Regions from separate parts of the Homo sapiens genome. Here region 2 is linked to region 1. Evidence: read pairs that join two places in POLR2A ChIA-PET (ENCODE). Cell type or tissue: OCI-LY7. All regions are shown on one strand. Each heading gives the region's core, and the rest is flanking DNA. Links, peaks and the distances in the headings are about the cores only.

Region 1 (8,329 bases), core at 98-8,097:
AGGGATCTTGGGGTAGGCTCTAGGGAAAGGCAGCTTAGGGCATGGCTCAGTGCTGGAGCCCCTCCATCCCCTACCCATGCAGAAAATGGGGACGCAGCAAACATGTGGTCCCACTGGCTCGCAGCTGAGGCTCTCTTCTCTGCATCACGCCTGCCTCCTGATGTGATCTACAAGGTCTGGAAAGGCACCCTGCCCAGGTGTGCCCATACCTGCCCTGTGGAGCAGCCAGGACTCTCACAGGCCACCTCCTCCTGCACCCCACCATGTCATTAAGTCACAGGGAAAGGACCCTTCAGAAAGCTCGATCCACTCTCTCTCCACACCCCATCAGCCATGCCCCAGTTCTGGCCACTGTGGATTCTCTATGCTTGGAATATGATTCACACCCACACCTTTGCACACACCAGGCCTAGGAATGGAACGTGCTTCTTCTCCTCTTGCTACAGGAAGTTCCCTAACCTGGGCATTTGCTTTGTGATCTTGGCCTTCTCAGCTGGCTCTGGAGTTCTGGGGTGAGCTAAGCATATCTTGCTCGCCCTGGTCTCCCCCAAAGCCCTAAGCAGCGCCCAGGTAGAGGGTAATTGTCCAGCGTTAACTTACTGATGACCTCAGGAAGACACAGAGAGACCAGTGCATCAATGGCCATGCTCTGGAACGCCCCCTCTGCCTACCAAGGAGGCCCATGCCTGGGCTGGGCTCACCTAAGAAGCAAGCTCTGGTGAGGTGAACCTTTGGCCAGAGCAGAATATTCTGTGTCATACCTCATTTGGTCTGCTTTGGGGGAAAGTCGCAGGAGGACAAGGAGATTCCCTTTGGGGGGAATCTATTTAGAAGCTGGAGCCTCCTTCCCCAGTCCCTACCTGGCCACCGAGGAATCAGGGGCTCTTTCTGCTCCAGTACCATGTGGGTGGACATTTTCGTCCTGAGGCTCTGCCAAAAGCCATGGTCACCATCAGAGCCAGCTATCCCTTAAGGAGAGAGCTGGATCTTCTGGCTGGCGCGCCGGGGCACCATGCCCGACCACACCTGAGCAAATCCTGGCTGCTGCCTGCGGGAGGGGGGTTCCAGTGTCCCACCACTTTCCTGGCTGTCTCCACGTCCTGGGCAGAGGTCCAGTGGCAGGAGCCCAGCTGGTGAAGGGATCTCCAGGTCTTCCCTGAGCCAGAGATTCTGTGGATTTCTCCATGAGGTCCAGTTTTACAGACTCAGCCACTGCCATGCCCCAGACAATGTAAGGCTGAGGCCGTGCCCGCACGTCTCCTTCAGTCATTAGCAGGCCAGGAAGGAGATGCAAGGTCAGCCCTGGAATGGACAGCCTGAATTCCCTGAGCTTGCCCGAACCTTCCTCAAGTCCCAAGAGAGGCAGAAATGCAGGCAGAACTGGGACACATTTCATCTTTCTTCCGCTTGTCCCTTTGGGCTGGGAACAAGGGTATGCTCTCCCCTGGGCAAAGGGCAGAGTGTCCCCATCTTCCTGGGCACTCCCAAGCTTATGTGCACATGCGTGCATGTGGGGGATCTTTGAAACAGGCCTTCTAGACTCTTCCCTGGAGACTGAGGGGAAGCTCCAAGTAGACCTGGCTGCACCCTTCAGGGTGTGGGGTGTAAGTAGCAGGTGCCTGGCCTGAGAGAGGAGTCTTTAGAATCAAGCTGCTCATTGCCACCCCCTGCCATGCCCAGAGTCTATTTCCCTCCTTGACAGCCACCCCCTCCTCTTCCCCATCCCATCATTACTGCAGCTGTCCCAGCACGAGCCTCCAGAGCTCCTTTCTCTCCCGCAGCCGATGATGACAGCTCCCTTCACTAGAAGGGACCCGCTGCACCACTTGGTTTTCCTCTACTCTGCCAGATTTCCTTAATTATTTTCTTCTGGTTATGGCAGCTGGCTCTGCTAAACCACCTCTCCTCCTCAGAGTCTCAGATATGGGAAATCACTCTGCTTGTCACTCCTGTCATCTCATCAAGGTGTGACGGTGCTTATATATTCCTTTTCTAAAGCAAATGAGTCATGCCAGATTTGGCCAAGAGTGGGGCTGAGAAGCCACTTCCAAAAGGGATCCTGCCAGTCGGGGGGAAGATGGAAGGCCATGTGCTTGTTGAGGTTGCAGCCCCTGAGGCCATGACCTCCCACTGGCACTGTCCCCACAGCCTCGGAGGGCAGTGGGCTGTGGTCCTGTTCCATTTTACCTGTGAGGACTGGACAGGGGGACACTGTCTCCTGGACCTCTGGACTCTGAGCCTAAGCTTCTGGGGCTGTCCCACTCTAATGCTCGCTGAGCTAGAGCCCTTGGCATTAACTAGAGGAAAAGTTCCTTCTAGACAAAGCCTGGGGCTGGGCGAGTCTCCTGATTTCCTGTTTACATGTGTCCATAAAGCCAACCTGCCTGCAACTTCCTCCTTTGAAAGGAAAAATTGCCTTGTGGAGAGTAAGAGAGATCAGTAACATCTTAAGTAGAGCCTGAGTTTGCCATAAGCTATTCCCAACCCTTAGACTTACGGCAGCTTATCAGGCAAAGATTAGACCTATCCCCACAAGCTCACTTTAACATTTTTAAAAATTTACTGCCGGGCACGGTGGCTCATGCCTGTCATCCCAGCACTTGGGAGGCTGAGATGGGCTGATCACTTGAGTCCGGGAGTTCGAGACTAGCCTGGCCAATATAGTGAAACCCGATCTCTACTAAAAATACAAAAAAATTAGCTGGGTGTGGTGGTGCATGCCTGTTATCCCAGCTACTCAGTAGGCTGAGACATGAAAATTACTTGAACCCAGGAGGCAGAGATTGCAGTGAGCTGAGATCACACCACTGCACTACAGCCTGAGCAACAGAGTGAGACTTTGTCTCAAAAAAATAAAATAAAATAAAGAAAAAGAAAAAAAATTTACATTTATTTTAGAAATAGTTAGAGATGGGGTCTTGCTATGTTGTCCAGGCTGGTCTCAAACACCTGGCCTCAAGAAATCCTCCTGCCTCGGCCTCCCAAAGGGCTGGAATTATAGGTGCGAGCCACCATACCTGGCTACAAGTTCACTTTCGAATAAAGAAGAAACGTAATGAAGGAAATCTAAAGGGACCTCCCCTTTGCCGTGAACCTAGTGTCCCCACTAGGAAGAAAACTGCTCTTCCATGCACCAGTCAGATAAAGGCTGAAGCAAAAACCACTGCTGGCTCTGGGCAAGTGAAAACCAGGAGAAACCTTAGGTATCCTGGGGCAGGGGTCTGCACATCCCCAAGTGGGCTGCACGTCAGGACCCTGGACAGCTCCATCAGCGCTCAGGGAAGTACAGCTAAGGGCTCACGAGGATGAGGAAGGTTTGCCACCAGGGGTCAGTGGTACCAGTGCCGTGGGGGGCACTTATGGGTGGGAAGGAGTTTTGGCCTCAGTATAACCACCTCCAGCCCCTCTCAAGCCCCCAAATAAAACGTACAATCTAGATAACATCAGTGGCCTTGCAGAGCAACTCCAGCCACAACCCACCTCCTCTTCCATCCAACGCCACCAATGCTGCCACGCACCTTCCCTGCCTCCCCACCTCCACCCCTGCGACAGAATCCAAGACCAACCACGCACACCCCACTTTCGGTGTCTTGAGTTACCTCTCTTCTCCTGTCAATATAAGGTTCACAATCTGTAAGGGAGCTCCATCCCCCCGCACAGTAAGAAATAAACAAGCACTTTCTCTTTCTGGACAGATGACATGCGTGGAGTGGCTGGAACACATGCGCTATGATAAGAGCATCGGTGAGAATAAACAAGGCGTGAGTTATGGGCACTGCCAAATGTGTTCCACAGTGTGAACTCTTCATTGGCTGAAGTTCTCAGCGTTTAGCTGAAAAGCCTCCTGATTGAGGAGAGGCAGAGACTGATGAGTGTGTGAGGCCAGTTTCTTAGTCATCAGGCCTGGGTTTGGGGCAGAGTTGGGGAGGAGGCTATACCAGCATGTCCAAGGAGAAGGGTCTCTTGCCCGCTCCTCTCTAGGCTCACAGGAGGAAGACCTGCAGGGTGCCACACAAAAGCCCCAATCCCCACTGCCCAGGAGCCATGGAGGGTGGTAACTGGGGAGCAGCCTTTTGGTCAGGCCCTGTAGACAGGCAGCACTGACAGGTGAGGACAGGACCCAACTGCCTCGAATGAGCCCTTGGCCTCCCCCAGCCCCAGGTGGCTCACTCTTGGGAGAATGACGGCTGCATTGGCTGCTCATGTCCCAGCCCCGAGCCCTGATGGGCGATGATGCTAGTGTCCCGCCACTCCCATCACTGCGACTGTCCTTAAAGAGTCAAATCTGCAGAGGGACAGGCATGGGAGAGAACTGGGGAAGGAGGGCAGGAGCGGCCATGCCAGTCCCAGGTCCCTGTCTGTGGTGGAGTTTGAGTCGTGCTTCTTGGTCTTTTGGGATTTCCTGATGGGGCCGTTTGTGTGGCCGCGTTTCCATGTGCCCGGGGCTTCTGGTGGCTGAGTCTGCTGGCAGGTTGCCCCACACCCATTGGCGCTGTCCACTCCACGTCCACTTCCATTGCCCAACAGGCCAGGGAGCCTCCAGGGCTTTTGGCTGCTTCTCTTGGCTCAGGCTGGCCCGACTGGGGGTGGGGAGTTCCCTGAAGGCAAGGTCCCGACTGCATCTTGGTCCTCAGCACGTGCAGTACCCGGATTCTGAGCTTCGGCTCCACCTGGACTCCTTACAGTGGCATCTGGTGGGATGAACACTGTTGTCCCGGACAGCCCAGGCTGCCGGCCTCTGCCCTGCTGCTTCCATGCCCCCATTAGGAAGAAGCAGCTCCCACACCTAAGGTGCACACAAGAAAGGCCTCCGAGCCCTGGGGCAGCCCCACAGCTGGTCACGCACCTGACCTCACAGTGCAGTGCTGAGCTACAGATGGCCTGCCCCGAGTGCAGGGTGCTGGCAGGAGAGAAGGTGGGCGGGTTGGGGGAGAGAGGCCTGAGGGAAATGCCAGGCTCCACTCCATGGGAAGTATGAAGGGTTCTGAATGGGGGGGTGGCATGCTAGTTAGGGTTATCAGAGAGACAGAGAGCCCACAGGTGATATATATGGAGGCGGGAAAGAGACGGAGAGAAAGAGAGAGGGAAGGGAGAGGTAGAGGTGGAGGAGGGGAGAAGGAGAGAGGGAAGCGAGACAGGGAGAGGAGAGAAGGAGGAAAGGAAGAAGAAGAGAGAGAGAGGAGAGAGCGAGACGGGTTGATTTTAAGAAACTGGCTCATGTGATTCTGGGGGCTGGCAATCTAAAATCTGCCAGCAGGCCGGAGACCCAGGGAAGACCTGGTGCCGCAGCTTGCATGGGAAGGAGGTCCGAGACTCCCTCCTACTTGGGGAACTTCACTCTTTTCTCTTCAGGCCTACAACTAATTGGATGAAGCCCACCCACATTGTGGAAGGTCATTTCCTCTACTCAAAGGCTACACATTTTACAGCAAATCACATCTAAAAAATGCCTTCCTGGCCGGGCGTGGTGGCTCACACCTGTAATCCCAGCACTTTGGAGGCTACGGCAGGTGGATCGCGAGACCACAAGAGATCAAGACCATCCTGGCCAACATGGTGAAACCTCGTCTCTACTAAAACACAAAAATTAGCTGGGCATGGTGGTGTGTGCCTGTAATCCCAGCTACTCGAAAGGCTGAGGCAGGAGAATCGCTTAAACCCAGGAGGTGGAGGTTGCAGTGAGCGGAGATCGCGCCACTACACTCTAACCTGGCAACAGAGTAAGACTCCGTCTCTCTCTCTCTCTCTCTCTCTCTCTCTGACACACACACACACACACACACACACACACACACACACACAAAGACTGGCATTTGTCTAAACCCTGTGGCACCATGGCCTAGGCAAGGTGACGTATATAATTAACCATCACGGGAGGTGCTTTGGTTTGTTCCTGCAGCTGCTGTAACAAAGTATCCCAAACTGGGAGGCTTAAAATGACAAAAATGTGTTCTCTCACAGTTCCGAAGGCTAGATGTCTGAAATGAAGGTGCCAGCAGGGTCACACTCCCTCCACTGCCTCTTGGGTACGGGCTGATGCTTCCTCGACTCTTCCAGCTTTCGACAGCCCAGGCGTTCCTTGGCTTGCAACAACAGAAGATCAATCTCTGCTTCGTCTTCACACAGCTGTTGCACACGTGTGTCTCTTCTCCTCTTCTTATAAGGACACCAGTCATATTAAAATAGGGCCCACTCAACCAACCCAAATGCCCATCAATCAACGAGTGGATAAAGAAACTCTGATATATATATATATATATATGATGGAATAGTACTTAGCCATAAAAAGGAATGAATTAATGGCATTCGCAGCCACCTGGGTGAGACTGGAGACTATTTTTCTAAGTGAAATAACTCAGGAATGGAAAACCAAACATTGTATGTTCTCATTCATAAGTGGGAGCTGAGCTATGAGGATGCGAAGGCATAAGAATGATACAGTGGATTTTGGGAACTCGGGGAAAGGGTGGGAAGGGGGTGAAGGATAAAAAACTACAAATTGTGTGCAGTGTACACTGCTCCAGTTATGGGTACATCAAAATCTCACCATTCACCGCTAACTAAAGAACTTAGGTAATCAAACACCACCTGTTCCGCAGAAACCTATGGAAATAAAATGTTTTTAAAAAGGGCCCACTCTAGTGGCCTAACTTGATTACATCGGCAAAGACCCTACAAGGTCACAGTTTACAAGCACAGGGAGCTGGGATTGAGCATTTTTTGAGGGTGGGGCGGGCACCCAATTTGACCCAGTACAGACAGGGTCTCATGTGATCTCATGGGGCTTTAAGAGTGTTTTTTTGTTTGTTGTTTGAAGAGACAAAGTCTTGCTCAGTCACCCAGGCTGGAGTGCAGTGGCATAATCCTGGCTCACTGCAGTCTTGAACTCCTGGGCTCAAATGATCCTCCCGCTTTGGCCTCGCAAAGTGCTGGGATTACAGCCATGAGCCACCACGCCCAGCTGGATGTTCTGAAGACAGGGCAGGATAGCCTGAAGGAGGTGAAGAAACAGCTCGTCTGCTGGTTTAGATCGCCTGCTGATCAGTAGTGAAGGGTTGTTGGTTCTCGGTGTGTTTGGGGCAGGGCCTGTGTCATGTCCATCTGTGTCATTCTGGCACAATGCCCATCAATGCCTGTGGAAAGGCTGGTGCTTTCTGGACTGAGAGCTGGCCTTGGACATGAGGAAGGGTATGGGGCTTCCCAGAAGCTGGGCCCAGGGTTCTGGCTGGAGCCTCCCAGCTGGGAAGGGCCCACGCATCTGGGCAGCAGGTGCCAGCCCCCTGGCTAGATGCAGACAGGGGCAATCCCACTGGAGGAGTCTGTCCACCCCCAGCCCTGGCTGGGTGGCCATGAAGACTGGCTCTGCCAGCTCCTTTCACCATCCACAGTATGCCAGGCCGGGGCCTGCTTTGGGACCGGGCCACACCTTCTCTGGCTCCTCTCCCACCGGCTCAGGCTCTGCCCTTGTGAGGTCTCCACTGCCCCAGGGCTGAGGGACACATTGTCCCCATGGGCCTCTGACTGCCTCACTGTGAACTGCATCCTCCATCTGAGGCAGGCTGTTCATATGCAAATTAGATGCAAAACTGAAGTTTCAACACATGCAGCAATGAGCGGGCAGCCTGGACTCCTGGGCACAGAACGCCCGGAAAAAAGCCTCACCCAAGGGCTTCAATTCTCATCTGTGTTCATGGGAAAATCCAACTTCTTACATTCTCTGCTGGGTCCCCAGGGCACAGCCTGGAGACCAGCCTCTGTCACAGTCACGGCCACCTGCTGCCCTAGGACACGGGACAGGTACGTGGGGTTCCAGGTGGCAGGGCTGCCCCAGCACAGGAGCCGGCTGTTCCTGGGCCCTGATGACAGCTCTGTGGTCAGAGTGTGGACTTCGAGGGGAGGCAGCAGTCAGGCCAGACACACTGGAGAGCTGCATCAGACTGGTCATGTATTGGCCTCTCTCCTCCAGCTTTGGCCTCTGGGTGGGGGGCTTCTTCCCCTAGGCTCTGAGATGATCAAACTCAGTCACAGTGACCTTTGGCTCAGACCAGAGCAAAGGCTTACTCCCTCCCTCTGTGGACCACGCGGAGGACCACCCTGGAGGGTCCATGTGGAGTTGTAGTTTTTAATGCAGGCTTAGCACATCAAAAATTAGAAGACAGGCCAGGCGTGGTGGCTTACACTTGTAATTCTAGCACTTTGGGAGACTGAGGCGGGCAGATCATCTGAGGTCAAGAACTTGGCCAACGTGGTGAAACCCTGTCTCTACTAAAAATACAAAAATTAGCCAGGCATGATGGTGGGCGCCTGTAATCTCAGCTACTCTGGAGGC
Region 2 (8,329 bases), core at 303-8,302, 380 kb before region 1:
CATTCCCCTTTCCCCCAGCCCCTGGAAACCACCATCTTGCCTACTGTGGCTGTGAATCTGACCCCTCTGGGAACCTCATATAAGTGGTATTGGTCCTACAGTATTTGTCCTTTGGGTCCACCCTCTACTTTACATCTTTTTTTTTTTTTTTTTAATTTAATGACAGGGTCTTGCTGTCTATCACCTGAGCTGGAGTACAGTAGTGCAGTCATAACTCACTGTGGCCTCAAATTCTGATCTCAAGTGATCCTCCTGCCTCAGCCTTCAGAGTAGCTGGGGCTACAAGTACACACCAACATGAGCCTGGCTAAATTTTTTTTTGTTGTTGTTAGAGACAGGGTCTTTCTGTGTTGGTCTTGAACTCCTGACCTCAAATAATCCTGCTGTCTCAGCCTTCCAAAGTGCTGGGATTACTGGCATGAATCGCTGCACCTGGCTATTTAACATCTTTAATAATTCTGTTGAAATTATTTATTTTATTTTATTTTTTTTGAGACGGAGACTCGCTCTGTTGCCCAGGCTGGAGTGCAGTGGCTGGATCTCTGCAAGACACAGCTAACTTCAGATGGTGTGGCTTCAGGGGAAGATCACCTTCTTCCCGCACCATCCCCTTTCCAATTCCCATCCCTCTGAGAGCCACTTCCATCACCCAGTAAGATACCCCACATATGCTACCCTTCAATCCGTTCATGCAACCTGATCCTTCCTGGATGCCGGACAAGAACCTGGGTGCGAAAAGGGCAGGGGCTTGGATGCTGCTGTGAGGCCCATACAGAGCCTGCTCCCGCCAGAACTTGGTTCTAGCGTTTGTTCCCTCTGGTTCCCACACTCGCTTGCTCACACGCTCCCTCTTGCAAGGAGTGGCCAGCGGCAGGCTGAGCGAAATGAGCCACTCCAGTTCTCGCCCATGAAGGGGGTGAAGGTCAAGGGAACAAATCCCATCTCACCACCACGCCACACTAATTTTTAAATTTTTTGTAGAGACAAGATCTCACTCTGTTGCCCAGACTGGTCTTGAACACCTGGCCTCAAGCAATCCTCCTGCCTTGGCCTCCCAAAATGCTGGGATTACAGATGTGAACCACTATGCCTGGCCTCTTGTCTTTTTGTTCTATTCAGGGTCTCAATAGATTGGATGATGCCCACCCACATGGGTGAGAGTAATCTTTACTCAGTCACCTGTTTCAAATGCTAATCTATTCCAGAAGCATCTGCACAGACACACCCAGAAATAATGTTGTACCAGTGATCTGCCCATCCCTTAGCCTAGCCAAGTTGTCATGAAAAACCAACCATCACAATCTGTCAAAGGAAAGCAATGCCATGACAGTATTGGGAATCATGATCCAATGAGAAGACTTTGCATGTCATGAGATAACAACTAGCACATTGATGTCACTGGTATTAATGCTCTCTTATAAGCATTTTATCACTTGATCGTCATACTACCTGTGTTGTACAGGAACCAGTATCACCAAGTTCCTCTCTCGATAGTGGGGGCACTAAGGGCTGGGGAAGGTGATAGTCTTGACTTGAGGTGGTTGACGGCTGGGTCAAGATTTGTACCACAAGTTTTAAAGTCCAAGCCTCAGCTCTCTTATTACAGCACCCAGTTACAAAAGAAATTAATGTACTCAATATCTGATTCGGCTCTACCTCTTTGTGTGCAAAATTCCTGCTTTGCCCAACTTCTTATCATGAATAATTATGTGTTCTGATGGTGGCCTGAGTCAATGAAGAGACAAATAAGTAAATTATGCTAAGGAATGGGCCTAACTATTGGCAAATAAAATGATAGAGTAATTAATCAATATATTATTGCAAAACACTTTCATAAAATTGCTTTTTCTCTAGAGACTGAAAGTATTAAAAGAAACAACTTTTGGAGTTTATGGAAAGCAATTTTAGGATAAAAGTAAAAACACTGAGCAAAATAATGAAAAGAACAGTTACTATATTATAATAATTATGTAAATTACGTAATTTACATTATGTAGCTCTTAAAATTATAGGATGCCTTGCTACAAGTACTATATTATTGAAAGTGATATTTAGAGCAATAGCTGTCACTTACTTTTTGAGATTGTGAAAAGTTAGAAATATTTCATGGGATCACATTTTAAAGAATTGCTCAATGGGTGCAGCACACCAACATGGCACATGTATACATGTGTAACTAACCTGTGTGTTGTGCACATGTACCCTAAAACTTAAAGTATATATAAAAAAAAAGAATTGCTCATCTTTCTGGATACACTTGAGTGCTTATGCGACCTGGGTACCATATTGGTGTTACTTTGTTAGCTGGAATTCCAAAGCATCTTGGACGTGAGCGTGCAGTAGTGTTGGTAGGATGGTAACTCCTACAACATTGTGTTGCTTCATAGTGCTCTGGGTACAGGGAATGTGCCTTCAGGCCCTGTGCTGATCAGATGGCAGAGATGGGGTAGTCATGGTAGTGGGGTGGTGGTGGTGGTGTGTGTGTTCAGTGAATGAGAGGAGAGCAGGAAACCTCCAAAGGTCTTAATGCTGCCGCAAGGGATGAATTTGTTGTTCATATATCAAGAGGTTAAAGGAAATTAGATCGACTATAAAGAAAAGACATTCCACAAAAAACAACAGATGTTGGCAAAGATGCAGAGAAAAGGGAATGTTTGTACTCTGTTAGTGGGAATGTAAATTAGTACAACCTTTATGGAAAACAGTATAGAGATTTCTCAAAGAACTAACAATAGAACTACCATTCCATCCAGCAAACCAACTGTGGGTAAATACCCAAAGGGAAATAAATCATATCAAAAAGACACCTGCACTCGTATGTTCCTTACAGCACTGTTCACAATAGCAAAGTCATGGATCAATCTAAGTGTCCATCAGCGGAGGACTGGATAAAGAAAACGTGGTATATGTACACCATGGAATACTACTCAGCCCTAGAAAAGGATGAAATCATGTATTTTGCAGCCACATGGGATGGAGCTGGAGGCCATTGTTATTTTTTTTGTTTTTTTTGGTTTTTTTTTTTTTTGAGATGGAGTCTTGCTCTGTCACCCAGGCTGGAGTGCAGTGGCACGATCTTGGCTCATTGCAACCTCCGTCTCCCAGATTCACATGGTTCTCCTGCCTCAGTCTCCCAAGTAGCTGGGATTACAGGTGTGGGCCACCATGTCTGGCTAATTTTTTTATTTTTAGTAGAGATAGGGTTTCACCATGTTGGCCAGGCTGGTCTTGAATTCCTGACCTCAGGTGATCCACCCGCCTCGGCCTCCCAAAGTGCAGGATTTCAGGCATGAGCCACCATGCCTGGCCTGGAGGCCATTGTTCTAACAGAAATAACTTAGAAGCAGAAAGTGAAATACTGTGTATTCTTATAAGTGGGAGCTAAACAATGGGTGCATATGGACATACAGAGTGGAATAATAGACATTGGAGACTCCAGAACGTGGGAGAGTGGGAGGGGGATGAGGGTTGAAGAATTACCTGTTGGGTACATTGTTCATTATTCGGGTGATGGGTACGCTACACGCCCAGACTTCACTATGACGAAATATATGTATTTAAGGAATCTGCACTTATACCCCTTAAATGTATATTAAAAAAAGGAAGAAGGAAAGAGAAAAGAGATTCCAGAAGTAGAGGGTGGGAAGACGGAGGAACTGGCCAGTTTGGGGTCTTCTCTGCTCTGTTGTTGAGAAGCTGAGCACCAAGGCTGGGGTCTGGTGCTGAGCTGAGTGGCTGCAGGCAAGGGGAGGCTGGGAGGCATGGCCCAGGAATTGCTCCGGACTCTCCCAGGGGAGATGTGGAGATAGAAGCCAGCCTGCAGACTCCCTTCCCTGGTGAACATCTGTGGGGACCAGGCCAGCCTGGCTAAGGCTGTTCTGAGAAGCGTTTGTGCTTTCACACAGGCTGCCCCTTGCATTATGGGCAGGGGCAAAGTGCAAATGGAGATGACATACCATGTGTCTAAATGTCTAAAAGTTAGAATTCTAGGCCAGGTGCGGTGGTTCATGCCTGTAATCCCAGTACTTTGGGAGGGCAAGGTGGGTGGATCACCTTAGGTTAGGAGTTTGTGACCAGCCTGGCCAACGTGGTGAAACCCTGTTTCTACTAAAAATACAAAAATTAGCCGGGCCTGGTGGTGCACACCTATAGTCCCAGCTACTTGGGAAACTGAGGTGGGAGAGTCGCTTGAACCCGGGAGGCGGAGGTTACAGTGAGCCAGGATCACACCATTGCACTCTAGCCTGGGTGACAGAGTGAGACTTCATCTCAAAAAAAAAAAAAAAGAAAAGAAAAGAAAAATTAGAATTGTAGCTGGGCTGGTGGCTTACACGTATAATCCCAGCACTTTGGGAGGCTGAGGTGGGAGGACCACTTAAGCCCAAGAGTTCCAGACCAGCCTGGGCAGTATGGCCAGACTCTGTCTCTACAAAAACTTAAAAAACATTTTTTTTGTCAAGACAGGGTCTTGCTCTGTCACCCAGAGTGGAGTGCAGTGATGCAATCACGGCTCACTGCAGCCTTGAACTCCTAGGCTCAAGCAATCCTCTTACCTCAGCCTCCCGAATAGCTGGGACTAAAAGCATGCATCACCACGTTGGCTAATTTTTTTTTATTTTTTCAAGATGGAGTCTCGCTCTGTCACCCAGGCTGTAGTCCAGTGGCACAATCTTTTCTCACTGCAACCTCTGCCTTCTGGGCTCAAGCAATTCTACTGCCTCAGACTCCCAAGTAGCTGGGATTACAGGTGTGTGCCACCATGCCTGGCTAATTTTTGTATTTTTAGTAGAGGCAGTGTTTCACTATGTTGGCCAGGCTGGTCTTGAACTCCTGACCTCAAGTGATCTGCCCATCTCGGCCTCCCAAAGTGCTGAGATAACAGCCGTGAGCCACCACACCTGGCCTGTGCCAGCTAGGAAAAGCAAATTTTTTTTTAGGGACAAAATTTTACCATGTTGCCCAGGCTGGTCTTGAACTCCTGGGCTCAAGCAATCTGCCTGCCTCAGTCTCCCAAAGTGATGAGATTATAGGTGTGAGCCACTGTGCCTGGCCAAAACAATTTATTTTTATTTTTATTTTTTATTTTATTTATTTATTTATTTTGAGATGGAGTTTCACGCTGTTGCCTAGGCTGGAGCGCAGTGGCGTGATCTTGGCTCCCTACAACCTCTGCCTCCTGGGTTCAAGTGATTTTCCTGCTTCAGTCTGCTGAGTATCTAGGACTACAGGTGTCCACCACCATGCTAGGCTATTTTTTTTTTTTTTGTATTTTTATTAGAGATGGGGTTTCACCATTTTGGCCAGGCTGGTCTTGAACGCCTGACTTCAAGCGATCTGCCTGCCTTGGCCTCCCAAAGAGCTGAGATTACAGGCGTGAGGCATTGCACCCGGCCTCTAAAAATTTTTTAAAAAATTAGCTAGGCATGGTGACGCATGCCTTTGGTCTTAGCTACTTGGGAGGCTGCGGTGGGAGGATTCCTTGAATCTTCACCTGCACTCTTGCAGACACTTCAGCTTGTGTATCCACATCTGCCCTCAAAACAGCCACCTTGGCCGGGTGCAGTGGCTGACAAGGCCATGAGAATCACTTGAACCTGGGAGGCGGCGGTTGCAGTGAGCTGAAATCGTGCCACTGCACTCCAGCCTGAGCGACAGCGCCAGACTCAATCTCAAACAAAGCAAAACAAAACCCAGCCACCTCTTAGTCTAGGGAAAACATACACCCACATGGCAATATGATGCCCCTCAGGATACAGCATGCAGGAAAGAGAGGCCTACCCTGGAAACAGACTGGAGGCTGTTTGGGCATGGAACTCTGGAGGTTTTGGGGGCTGGGACATGGGTTAGAGTCAGGGGCCAAATCTGGCCCTTCACTTGTTTTTTGTAAATAAAATTTTATTGGAATATAGTCATGCTAATTCATTTATGTGTTATCTGTAGCTGCTTTCAGGCTACGATGGCAAAGTCAAATTGTGACACAGACCACTTGGCCTGCAAATCCTAAAATATTTACTCTCTGGTCCTTCAGAGAAAAAATTTGCCAACCTGTGCTCCAGAAGGTGGCAGTGGGCAGACTCCAATGGGTTTGACCCCTTGGCTGTGAACTTGAGAGCAAGGCTTGGGGAGGGTATCAGAGTGGACTTCCCTAAAGTAGGGGAAGCCCCAACCCAGAATCTGACTATGAGGAAACATCAGACAAAGCGAAATTGAAGGACATTCTACTAAAACAATAGGCTTGTACTCTTCAAAATGTCCATGTCATGAAAGGAAAAATAAAAAAAGTTAAAGAAGCATTCCAAATTAAAGAAGACAAAAGAGGGCCCAGCGCAGTGGCTCATGCCTGTAATCCCAGTACTTTGGGAGGCTGAGGCCAGCAGATCACTTGAGGTCAGGAGTTCGAGACCAGCCTGGCCAACATTGCTAAACCCCATCTCTACTAAAAATACAAAAAATAGCTGAGTGTGGTGACAGGCACCTATAATGCCAGCTACTTGGGAGGCTGAGGCATGAGAATCACTTCAACCCGGGAGGTGGAGGTTGCAGTGAGCAGAGATTGGGCCACTGCACTCCAGCCTGTGAGACAGAGTGAGACTCTGTCTCAAAAGAAAAGAAAAGAAGAATCATTTTGGCTGATGTAACTTATGCAATCCCCACTAGTGGTCTTCTTGGGCTTATTCAAACTCACGAGATGACCAGGAGTCACATTCAGAGTATTTAGAAGGATGAAGCGCAGGGGCCCTAGCTGTTATCAAAGCGGCTTCCTTCAGGTAGTCATTCCTCTAATCTAGTGTCCTTGATGCAGTTCACTCAGTAGATACAAGGAGACAGGCGAGATCTACACTGGGCCTTTAGGAGAGCTGCCCTAAATGATGGCTTCATCAATTTTTTTGAGACAGGGTCTCACTCTGTCACCCAGGCTGGAGTGCAGTGACACAATCGTGGCTCATCACAGCTTCTAACTCCTGGGCTCAAGCGCTCCTCCTGCCTCAGCCTCCCCAGTAGCTGGGACCACAAGTGCATGCCTCCATACCTGGCTAATTAAATTTTTTTTTTTTGTACAGATGGAGTCTCACTATGTTCCCCATGTTAGTCTCGAACTCCTGGGCTCAAACAAGCCTCCTACCTCAACCTCCCAAAGTGCTGGGATTATAGGCATGAGCCACTGCTTCCAGCGTTCCTGATTTAAAAGCCCGATGCCTCACAGGAGACCATCCCATAACAATTCCATAAACATAGCTTCCAGGGTCTCTGCAAGGGACATGCCCAGTTACAAAAATTCCACACTCAGAAAGCAAAAACTGGTATAAATACCACATACGACTACCTGGTGATTCCAGGTACAAGGTACCAATGATCATTTTTACTCTAAGCAATGTTGCCTAGCAACGTAGTTGACACATGCTTTCAGGGAACTAACCCTAAGGTTAGATTCTCATGCAGAAGCATTTTGTTAAACTTTTGCCAGTGGTGTACCTCCAAGACTTTGGTTAACACCTTTAACAAAAAAGGACAAGTTCAGGCTGGGTGCGGTGGTTCATGCCTGTAATTCCAGCACTTTGGGAGGCTGAGGCAGGAGGATTGCCTGAGCCCAAGAGTTCAAAACCAGCCTGGGCAACATGATGAGACCCTGTCTCTACAAAAAAATTAGCCAGGTATGGTGGCATGCGCCTGTAGTCCCAGGTACTGGGGAGGCTGAGGCAGGAGAACTGCTTGAGCCCAGGAGTTTGAGGCTGCAATGAGCTATGATCACACCACTGCACTTCAGCCTGGGTGACATAGTGAGACTGTCTCAGAAAAACAAAAAACAAACAAACAAAAAAACAAGTTAGTACATTTGGTGATCATCAGGATTTGTATTTCTATTTCTATTCCCCAATGGGATGTCCCCCCATATGCTGGGCAACTGAAATAGTTTTTGCCATTAGTTTTTATAATGCATGCAATACTCCTTTTATTCCGTGAATTCTAAGCATTTTTTCTTTTCTTTTCTTTTCTTTTCTTTCTTTCCCTTTCTTTTTCTTTCTTTCCTCTCTCCTTCTCTCTTCTTTTCTCTCCTTCTCTCTTCTTCTCTTCCTTTCTGATGGAGTCTCACTCTGTCACCCAGGCTGGAGTGCAGAGGCGCGATCTCAGCTCACTGCAACCTCCCCCTCCTGGGTTCAAGTGATTCTCATGTCTCAGTCTCCCGAGTAGCTGGGATTACAAGCGTGTGCCACCACACCCCGCTATTTTTTTTTTTTTTTAAAGTAGAGACAGGGTTTCTCTATATTGGCCAGGCTGGTCTCAGACTCCTGGCCTCAAGTGATCCACCCGTCTCAGCCTCCCAAAGTGC

The links. Peaks named below come from ENCODE experiments on the same cell type or tissue, not always from the same donor. Only the 100,000 strongest peaks of a DNase experiment are listed, where the experiment ranks them.
Region 2: POLR2A ChIA-PET joins it to region 1 with 9 read pairs; 4 of 35 experiments call an interaction of 5 or more read pairs at or near these places.

Annotation. Positions count from the first base shown.
Region 1 is chr19:33,762,987-33,771,315 of GRCh38, reverse strand. All of the region lies in intron 3 of CHST8 (carbohydrate sulfotransferase 8), which reads right to left. Among named protein-coding and RNA genes, the nearest start is that of KCTD15, 30 kb to the left of the region's middle. RefSeq lists an enhancer at 7,365-7,969. In OCI-LY7, for the core only: no CTCF peak of the experiment used is centred there; a DNase peak (open chromatin) is centred at 3,275.
Region 2 is chr19:34,146,238-34,154,566 of GRCh38, reverse strand. No RefSeq gene overlaps it. Among named protein-coding and RNA genes, the nearest start is that of LSM14A, 22 kb to the left of the region's middle. In OCI-LY7, for the core only: no CTCF peak of the experiment used is centred there; no DNase peak of the experiment used is centred there.